Linked DNA regions of Mus musculus: region 2 is linked to region 1. The links are chromatin loops, found by intact Hi-C in ENCODE. Cell type or tissue: left cerebral cortex. All regions are shown on one strand. Links, peaks and the distances in the headings refer to the core of each region. The heading gives the core; the rest is flanking DNA.

Region 1 (5,390 bases), core at 140-5,139:
TGTACGATCTCAGATGGAGTGGCCCCACACCGCTTCTCCAGGAGGGAGGTTAGGGTGTCCAGCTAGGACTAAAAGTAACAAGCTAGTGCAGGCTGAGAGGGATAAGCTAAGAGTATTAGAAAGGGCACAATAGCCACGGTAGATTGGAGGTGCCTAGCAATTGAGCCAATAAGGAAGATTGAAACTGATCAACATGTGTGTGTCTTTGTTCTTCATTTTTGGATCCAGTACTCTTTGGGCAGGGGCTGGTAGCATGGTTCTGTTCCCAAAGCGTGCATTAAAGCAGAGTAGCAAAAGCTACACCCTACATCCTGCAACACTTCAACCTCCCCACTGCTAAAGAATCAGTCAGCCTTGTGGAAGGTTCTGTGTAAGCTAGCTTTGTTCCAGAGCTTTCTATCGAACCCCAGTCCCTATACCAGGTCAGTGAAGACTACAGTCTCCACGATGTGCCTTGCCTCAGGACACACCCAGTATACCTGACCATACTATGCTAAAACTGTCTTGCTGATGAAATTCCCAGCTTCTTTAAGGATCTGATCGCTGTGGGGCTTGATATAGTGCTAAGACAAAAGCAGGTGATGAGCCACCCAGGCATTATCCTGCTAAGTGCACTGAGGGTACAGCAGAAATGCATTCAGTCATGCCAACTTTCATGAAGGTATTAGTGGAAGAAAGAAGAGAGAGACTCAGACACATATATGTAAAGTCAGTAAAGAAGGCTTTCAGTAGAGGATTTCTTCCATGGCCATCGGGTAAGCAGGTGAGAAAGAACATTACATTTACAAACAAAGGGAGGAATATTCTTGGGGCTCCATGTTTAGGAGCTGCCAGTTCACTCTAGCAGGCCTGAGTAATGAGAGGAAGAAGCTCACACCTTGTAGCCAGGAAAAAAAAAAGGCTAATGGCTCTTCCCCAGGCAACACTTTCAAATCTGTATTCACCAGGATTCTCAAGAGAAACAGAACTGATAGATTGATGTAGCTTATAAAGAGTACATATTAGCTTGGCTTACAGTGGATAGTCCAACAATGGCTGGCTGAACACTGGGAAGGCTGAGAACCCAGTAGTTGCTCAGTTCATGGAGTGGGGTTCCTTGGGGGACTTCAACCTAGTACTGTAGGTCTAGAGAATCCCTGGGAAGCCACTGGTCTTCAGTCCACACTGAAAGACCAGGAATCTGGAGCCCAATCTCAGCAGAAAACGTCAGACTAAAGCACCAACAGAGTAAGCTCACTGGCCAACAAGAGGGGGAGGTGGCCAGGAAAAGGTAAAAGTTTTTCCCTCCAACCTCCTTATAACCAGGTACCTCCACCCGGGGCCTCTGGAAGAGGTCTTCCCTGTTCAGCCGGCTCCTCCAGAAACTACCTAAAGCATCCTCACCCGACAAGCCTCTCTGTTGCTTGATTCCAGGTCCAATCAACTTGACAACCAAGACTACACATCTCATCATCCTTTAGGCTGAAGTGAAAATTGACTCTGGAAGCAAAGGATGACTCCAGACCTCACCCTCATGAACAATGCATCTCGGGACACAGCTTTGACCTTTTTCTCTAGTTCTCTTCTGTTCAAATCCAGCCATAGGTTAGGATGCTAAATAGTCTGGCCCCTTCTTGGTAAATGATCCTCAGACCAGATGAGCCGGGAGTTTATGGCAAACACAGGAAGGATGTGCTCACTACAACAGATTCAAGAAAAATTCTTGTGGGACTTCAACGTACATGGTCATCAGGGCCACCTCATTTTTTATCCCAAACCTTCTTAGACTTTCATCAGCAATGTACTTGCCGTTTTATTGTTCATGTGATGTGTTGTAGGGAATCATTAAAGTCTATGTCCTGCCATCAGGATAGACTCCCTGTCCTGTGCTCATATTTTCTTCGCCATGGTTACAAGTCAAGAGCTGGACCTAGTAAATTGGGAGAAGCGATCTCTAAATCTGTCACATGATTAATTCCCACAGTTTCCTCTTCCATTGACACTCACACAAATTTCCACCTCTTTGGCTTCAGGTTACATGAGCACCTCCTTTTATAAGGTTTTTGCTATAGTTCTATTTTCTGATGAATTGCATACATGTGATGGGCGACAGTCCATAAGTCTCCTGATCACCCTGACCCACAGCACCTGAAGCAGGATGAGTACCTTGAAGAAGGGTGATACAGTTACTTTGCTATCTAGAAATGAGGGCATTCTTTGCCTTTCTCTGAGTGTCTTCCTGGCCACTTAGTGTGTAGTTAGATTTCTATAGTCTCTCCATTGGAGTTCCAGAGATTAACAGCAGTGGGAAAGTCTACAACATCAGGGACTGCTGCCTCCAGAGAAAAGAACTGACTCTTCCACAGAAAGCACAGATGCAGCCTACATAGCACCCAGCTGCAACTCAGAGCTGCAGAGATGAGTAGAGAGCCTGCTCGAGATGGTTCTTGAGGTCCACCAAGGGGCTATCTGGAGTGGTAACTGATAGATAGACAGCTACAAATGGCTATCTCCATGTGTGAGAATAGCAGTCGAGAACATGAGACACACAATAAGGTTTCTGGCTGCCTGTCATGTGTGTGGCCACTCAAACTTCCCAGAACTGATAGTTTAAAAGTCAATATGGTAAATACAGACTTGAAGTTCCCATCTTTAAAATATGTGGCATTTAAATACACTGCTTCACAGTCTGGTCTGCGCTAACTAAATAACTAAAAAGCAGAGAACACTAGAAATGGACACTGTTAATATCCTGCTATGCTGTTTGTTGTTTCTATTTCCTACCCTCTTTCCTAAAGCATGTGTCAGAAAGCTGCTGGTGGCTATGGTCACAGTGTGTGACATGCACACATCAAGATGACATGAAGAAACCTATTATTTTGTAAGACAGATGATAGGTAGATAGATAGAAAGATAGATAGATAGATAGATAGATAGATAGATAGATAGATAGACGACAGACAGGCTGGCAGTCAGGCAGACAGGCAGACAGACAGACAGATTGATTTTTTTTTTTTGATACAGGGTTTTTCTGTGCAGTCCCAGCTGTCCTGGAATCTTCTCTGTAGACCAGGCTGGCCTCGAACTCACAGAGAATCATCTCCCTCCGTGTCCTGAGTGCATGTGCCACCAGGCCCAACTCAATATATTTTAGAACAAAGAAATCTTCTGTATTCCTCCAGCCATCATCGTGTTTGTTAAATGCATAAATCTACCATCTCTTCAGCCAACTGCAAATCTATCTGTTTTCGTCAGGTCTATAAAGCTGGATACTTGCTTGTCATTTGAACTATAAAATGTCATCTTTTTGCAGACCTCCCCTTAGTAGACCAGCTACCCAGGGATACTGTATTGTTGACACTTATCAAAGGAATTCCCATATCCTCCTTTGAGCGCTGTGTAAAGATTTTACCTTTTAGTGTAGCTTTTTGGATAATATGTGGACAGGAAAGGCATGCAATTTCCTCTGTTGCTCTAGGGTCCAAGGGTACTGTCCTCTGTGGTGAGTTCAGGATCAGTTCAATAGCTCTGTATTGCTCTCTCAAATGGGATCCATTCTCCAAATCCTTCTAGTACCAGCATGAAGTCAGAGATTATCGTATGTCAGCATCTTTTCCCTTTACATGAAAAGCTATATGTTTCATCTTGATGACATTACTGAAATGGAAATTCTTGTATCATTCTTATATTGAAAGCTGTTTTGGTTGTTGGGTTGTGGGGGCGGGGACTTGGGTGACAGAGTCTTTTTTTCCCTCAGATTCTAACTCACCTTACACACAGGGTAGGCTATTTCCTAGGGTTAGCTACAACCAACTTAATAACTGCACTAAAGCAATCTGGGAGAAATTATCATTGAAGTAACATATCCCCTCTCTGAAAGCAATATACTTTTAGCATATTAATTCTCAGTGTTTGTCCCAAGTAAGCATTTTAACCAACAATCATGGTATGATTTGCATTCTGCTTTTTTTTTTTCTCTAATGGATCATGGCTCTTCAGTTCTCACCAATGACTGTATATTGTTTAGGGTGTTTAGGGCAAAAATAAAGCAAAAAAAAAAAAAAAAAAAAAAAGAATCTGCTCTTTTATATTACCACGATTTTCTCTTAACCATTTCTGTTGGTCTGATTTTGTATCATTTAATTATTATTTTAATTGATTTTTTTAGGATTTCACATGTAGGATTGCTTTTACTTCACCACCAGAAACCCCTGCCCCTTCTCCCTCTAATTCTTCCCATGCTCCAAATGTACAACATCTTTCTCTTTAATGATAATTGTTACATAGGCATATATATGGCTGACCTCTTGGGATTGGCTAACCTGCCAGCAGTCTTGTCCCTGGTGAAAAAAAATATATCTCCCTCTTTCAGCAACCATGAATTGCCTGTAGCTCTTCTTCCGAGGGTAATGCCTTGTGAGATTTCACACAAACACACACACACACACACACACACACACACACACACACACACACAAACGATGCAGTCCCACTAACCTCAGGAGCAAAATAAAAATATCCAACTCTCTCTACTCCTTTTCAAGGTTTTGCTTAAAGTCTTACCAAAATAATATAAGAGAAAAACAAAAAAACAAACAAAAAAATCACACATAGAAAAATAAATTCAAGTATTCTTATTTGCAAATGGTATAATTCTATACATTAAAGACCCTGACTCCACTAGAGAACTCATCCAGTTGGAAAACATTTTCAACATAGCAACTTACTAACAGAACTTTAATAGTTATTAATGGAACTTAAATAGTAGTCTTCCTATAGACCAAGGGTGTGAGAGACCAAACTGTGGGAAACTAGGTCCACCAGTAACTCTCACCCTAAAGATCCAGCTGACCCTTTGAAGGGAATTATGTCACCCCGTCCTTCATTGTCTCCACCTGGGGCCTGGGACTGCCAGCTTCACTCCCTCCTTCATGTCTCCATTTGGTGCCAAGGACTGTTTAGTCAGGACAGGCACTCCAAGATAAACTGCAGAATGTTTGAAGGCTGCCCGGGACCGTTTTAGGGCCGACATTCCAAGATAAGCTGGAAGAAGCCTGTAATCAGCATCTGCCCCAGATGCCCATCCCTTTCTCTGTATGCCCCCTCAACCCCTCCCTATTTTCTCTCACTGTGTGCTTGTAACCTGGCTCTGAGCCTTTATTAAGCAGACCTTGACAACTCTTTGCTTGGTCTCCCTCCCCTTCCTCTGCCTGCTTCTCTCGCAGGCCTTGGTCCTCCTCCACCCATGGAATAACTAGGTCCTGCTGGACAGGACAGGTGTGCCCTTGTTGGAGGTGGTGTGGTACTAGGAGTGGTCTCTGAGGTTTTAAAAGCCCATCCTAGGCCCAGATGCCCTCTCTGGCAGCAACTTGCAGATCAATGTGAGTTCATAGCTAATACTTCAGTCATAA
Region 2 (5,390 bases), core at 274-5,273, 1.2 Mb after region 1:
TCTCTGGGAGAGGTCTTCCCTGTTCAGCCAGCTCCTCCAGAAACTACCTAAAGCATCCTCACCCGACAAGCCTCTCGACTGCTTGATTCCAAATCCAATCAACTTGACAACCAAGACTACACATCTCATCATCCTTTAGGCTGAAGTGTATATTGACTCTGGAAGCATAGGCTGACTCCAGACCTCACCCTCAGTAACAATGCATCACGGAGCACAGCTTTCACTTTTTCTCTCTTTCACTTTGTTCAAATCCAGTCATAGGTTAGAATGCTAAATACTCTGGCCCCTTCTCAGTAAATGATCCTCAGACCAGATGAGCCAAGAGTTTATGGCACATACAGGAAGGATGTGCTCACTACAACGGATTCAAGAATACTTCTTTTTTTTTTTTTCTATCTTTTTTTTTCCATTTTTTATTAGGTATTTCGCTCATTTACATTTGCAATGCTATACCAAAAGTCCCCCATAGCCACCCACCCCCTCTCCCCTACCCACCCAGTCCCCCTTTATGGCCCTGGCGTTCCCCTGTACTGGGGCATATAAAGTTTGCAAGTCCAATGGGCCTCTCTTTCCAGTGATGGCCGACTAGGCCATCTTTTGATGCATATGCAGCTAGAGTCAAGAGCTCCGGGGTACTGGTTAGTTCATAATGTTGTTCCACCTATAGGGTTGCAGATCTCTTTAGCTTCTTTGGTACTTTCTCTAGCTCCTTCATTGGGGGCCATGTGATCCATCCAATAGCCGACTGTGAGCATCCACTTCTATGTTTGCTAGGCCCAGGCATACTCTGACAAGAGACAGCTATATCAGGGTCCTTTCAGCATAATCTTGCTAGTGTATGCAATGGTGTCAGCATTTGGAAGCTGATTATGGGATGGATCCCCGGATATGCTAGTGTCTACATGGTCCATCCTTTTATCTCAGCTCCAAACTTTGTCTCTGTAACTCCTTCCAAGGGTGTTTTGTTCCCACTTCTAAGGAGGGGCATAGTGTCCACACTTCAGTCTTCATTTTTCTTGAGTTTCATGTGTTTAGGAAATTGTATCTTATATCTTGGGTATCTTAGGTTTTGGGCTAATATCCACTTATCAGTGAGTACATATTGTGTGAGTTCCTTTGTGAATGTGTTACCTCACTCAGGATGATGCCCTCCAGGTCCATCCATTTGGCTAGGAATTTCATAAATTCATTCTTTTTAATAGCTGAGTAGTACTCCATTGTGTAGATGTACCACATTTTCTGTATCCATTCCTCTGTTGAGGGGTATCTGGGTTCCTTCCAGCTTCTGGCTATTATAAATAAGGCTGCTATGAACATAGTGGAGCATGTGTCCTTCTTACCAGTTGGGGCATCTTCTGGATATATGCCCAGGAGAGGTATTGCTGGATCCTCTGGTAGTACTATGTCCAGTTTTCTGAGGAACCGTCAGACTGATTTCCATAGTGGTTGTACAAGCCTGCAATCCCACCAACAATGGAGGAGTGTTCCTCTTTCTCCACATCCACGCCAGCATCTGCTGTCACCTGAATTTTTGATCTTAGCCATTCAAGAATACTTCTTGTGGGACTTCAACGTACATGGTCATCAGGGGCCGACTTGTTTTTTTATCACAAACATTCTTAGACTTTCATCAGCATGTACTTGCCATTTTTTTGTTCATGAGATATGTTGTAGGAAATGGTTAAAGTCTATGTCCTGCCATCAGCATAGACTCCCTGCCCTGTGCTCATATATTAATAACCATGGTTACAAATCAAGAGCTGGACCTAGTAAATTGGGAGAAGTGATCTCTAAATCTGTCACATGACTAATTTTCTCAGTTTCCACTTCCATCAACACTCACACAAATGTCCACCTCTTTGGATTCAGGCTACATTACCACCTCCTTATATAATGCTTTTGGTATAGTTCTATTTTCTGATGAATTGCATACGTGTAATGGGAGATAGTCCATAAGTCTCCTGATCACCCTGACCCACAGCACCTGAAGCAGGGTGAGTACCTTGATGAAGGGTGATACAGTTACTTTGCTATCTAGAAATGAGGGCATTCTTTGCCTTTCTCTGAGTGTCTTCCTGGCCACTTAGTGTGTAGTTAGATTTCTATAGTCTCTCCATTGGAGTTCCAGAGATTAACAGCAGTGGGAATGTCTACAACATCAGGGACTGCTGCCTCCAGAGAAAAGAACTGACTCATCCACAGAAAGCACAGATGCAGCCTACATAGCACCCAGCTGCAACTCAGAGCTGCAGAGATGAGCAGAGAGCCTGCTCGAGATGGCTCTTGAGGTTGGCCAAGGGGCTGTCTGGGAGTGGTAACCAAGAGATAGACAGCTACAAATGGCTCTCTCCATGTGTGAGAAGAGCAGGCGAGAACTTGAGCCACACAGTAAGGGTTATGGCTGCCTATCATGTGTATGTCCACTCAAACTTCCCAGAACTGATAATTTAAAAGTCAATATGGTAAATACAGATTTGAAGTTCCCATCCTTAAAATATGTGGCATTTAAATACACTGCTCCACAGTCTGGTCTGGGCTAACTAAATAACAAAAAGCAGAGAACACTAGAAATGGACACTGTTAATATCCTGCTGTTCTGTTTCTGTTTCTATTACCTACCCTCTTTCCTAAAGGATGTGTCAGAAAGCTGCTGGTGGCTATGGTCACAGTGAGTGACATACACACATCATGATGACATGAAGAAACCCACTATTTTGTAAGATAGACATAAGACAGACTGATAGATAGATAGATAGATAGATAGATAGATAGATAGATAGATAGACAGACAGACACATATATGGATGGATATAAATGGATAGATAGAGAGATAGAGAGACAGAGAGAAAGATAGATAGATAGATAGATAGATAGATAGATAGATAGATAGATAGATAGACGACAAACAGACAGACAGACAGGCAGACAGGCAGACAGACAGGCAGATAGACAGACAGACAAATGGATATTTTTACAGGGTTTTTCTGTGCAGTCCCAGCTGTCCTGGAATCTTCTCTATAGACCAGGCTGGCCTCGAACTCACAGAGACTCATCTCCCTCGGTGTCCTGAGTGCATGTGCCACCAGGCCCAACTCAATATATTTTAGTACAAAGAAATCTTCTGTATTCCTCAAGCCATCATTATGTTTGTTAAATGCATAAATCTACCATCTCTTCAGCCAACTGCAAATCTATCTGTTTTCGACAGGTCTATAAAGCTGGATACTTGCTTGTCATTTGAACTATGAAATGTCATCTGGGTGGAGACCTCCCCTAGTACACCAGCTACAGGTCCAAGGCTCTGAACCCAGGGATACTGTATTGTTGACACTTATCAAAGGAATTCCCATATCCTCCTTTGAGCACTGTGTCAATATTTTACCTTTTAGTGTAGCTTTTTGGATCATGTGTTTGACAGGAAAGGCATGCAATTTCCTCTGTTGCTCTAGGGTCCAAGGTTACTGTCCTCTGTGGTGAGTTCAGGATCAGTTCAATAGCTCTGTATTGCTCTCTCAAATGGGATCCATTCACCAAATCCTTCTAGAACCAGCATGAAGTCAGAGATTATCAGATGTCAGCATCTTTTCCCTTTACAGGAAAAGCTATAATTTTCATCTTGACGGCATTACTGAAAGGGAAATTCTTGTATCATTTTTCTATTGAAAGAGGATTTGATTGTTGTATTGTGGGGGCGGGGACTTGGGTGACAGACTCTTTTTCCCTCAGATTCTAACTCACCTTACACACAGGGTAGCTTATTTCCTAGGGTTAGCTTCAACCATAATTGAAGTAACATATCCCCTCTCTGAAAGCAATATACTTTTAGCATATTAATCCTCAGTGTTTGTCCCAAGTAAGCATTTTAACCAACAATCATGGTATGATTTGCAGTCTCCTTTTTTTTCCTCCAATGGATCATGGCTCTTCAGTTCTCACCAATGATTGTATGTTGTTTAGGGCAAAAACAAAGCAAAAAAAAAATCTGTTCATTCATATTACCACGTTTTCCTCTTGACCATTTCTGTTGGGCTGATTTTGTATCATTTTATTACTATTATAATTGATTTTTTTTAGAATTTCACACGGAAGGATTGTTTTTACTTCACCACCACCACCACCCACTGCCCCTTCTCCCTCTAATTCTTCCCATGCTCCAAATACACAGCATGTTTCTCTTTAATAATAATTGTTACGTAGGCATATATGGCTGACCTCTTGGGATTGGCTAACCTGCCAGCAGTCTTGTCCCTGGTGAAAAAATACTTCTCCCTCTTTCAGCAACCATGAATTGCCTATAACTCTTCTTCCGAGGGTAATGCCTTGTGAGATTTCACACACACACACACACACACACACACACACACATCCACTTTGGCATGTCAAATGATGTTGTTGGTTAGGTGGTACTTGGGTTGAGATTTCCTGGGTCCGGTTCCCTGCTGTATATGCATGAGACACCATCTCCAAGCTGATCCTCTGTGCTGTCTCTGTCCTCTGGCTCTTACAGTCTTCCAGCCCCTCTGCTACAATGTTTCTCTGCGCCTTGAGTGTATATGTGGTTTATAAATATATGGATTGGTGTGGGGCACCTCACAGCCCATTGCCCTCTGCATTTTGACCAACTGTGGTTTTCTGTAACGAACTCTGCCGCAAGAGAAGCTTCATAGATGGTGGTGTGTTTTTGTTGATGTTATCTCCTGTATATTCTTCTTGGTATTTATGGGCTATGCCATGGCACATGTGTTGTCTGAGAATAACTTCTGCTGGACCATCAGCCTTGGTGGCACCTACCTGTCTCAGCTGAACCAGCTCTCCAACCATTCTTTGTATTTATGCATTCCTGAAATTAACTTTCTGTCAGAAGAACAGTTAGAAGCCTTTTTTCTCTCCTATTCTGCTCACTGTCTCATTTTCTTTGCAAAAATTTCTCAATTTGTTAAGGTCTAATTTTTTCTTTAACCCAAATAGGATATAGGTAGATAGATGATAGATAGATAGATAGATAGATAGATAGATAGATAGATAGATAGACAGAAAGATAGATAGATACATAGATACATATATAGATACATAGATAAATTGAGGTGTATATATATATATGCCTATATATATGTATATGTGTATATATGTATATATTAAACCTGTGACCCCTCAAATGTGTGAGCTGGACTATCAAAAAATAGAACAAGGGCAAGCAAAGGTCTGGGTTTGGGACACAATGCCAGGGTCTAGAATGATGTACTACTGAGTCACGTTCGTTCCCCACTGAAAGTGACACTTGTTAATTTCCCGGTTTTATTTTTGATAATTTCCATAACTTCTATCCAGTGTATTCTAAACATGCCCCCCAATTATTCTCTCTTATCCCTAACTCCTACATTCATGGTGTG

Evidence for each region. A loop is a pair of places that touch in the nucleus more often than their neighbours do. Peaks named below come from ENCODE experiments on the same cell type or tissue, not always from the same donor. Only the 100,000 strongest peaks of a DNase experiment are listed, where the experiment ranks them.
Region 2: a loop joins it to region 1, with 22 times the contacts of the local background. A loop is called at or near these places in 2 of 42 quality-filtered maps.

What each region holds. Positions count from the first base shown.
Region 1 is chr8:28,514,302-28,519,691 of GRCm38, reverse strand. No RefSeq gene overlaps it. Among named protein-coding and RNA genes, the nearest start is that of Gm26795, 77 kb to the left of the region's middle. In left cerebral cortex, for the core only: no CTCF peak of the experiment used is centred there; no DNase peak of the experiment used is centred there.
Region 2 is chr8:27,286,554-27,291,943 of GRCm38, reverse strand. No RefSeq gene overlaps it. Among named protein-coding and RNA genes, the nearest start is that of Eif4ebp1, 29 kb to the right of the region's middle. In left cerebral cortex, for the core only: no CTCF peak of the experiment used is centred there; a DNase peak (open chromatin) is centred at 2,244.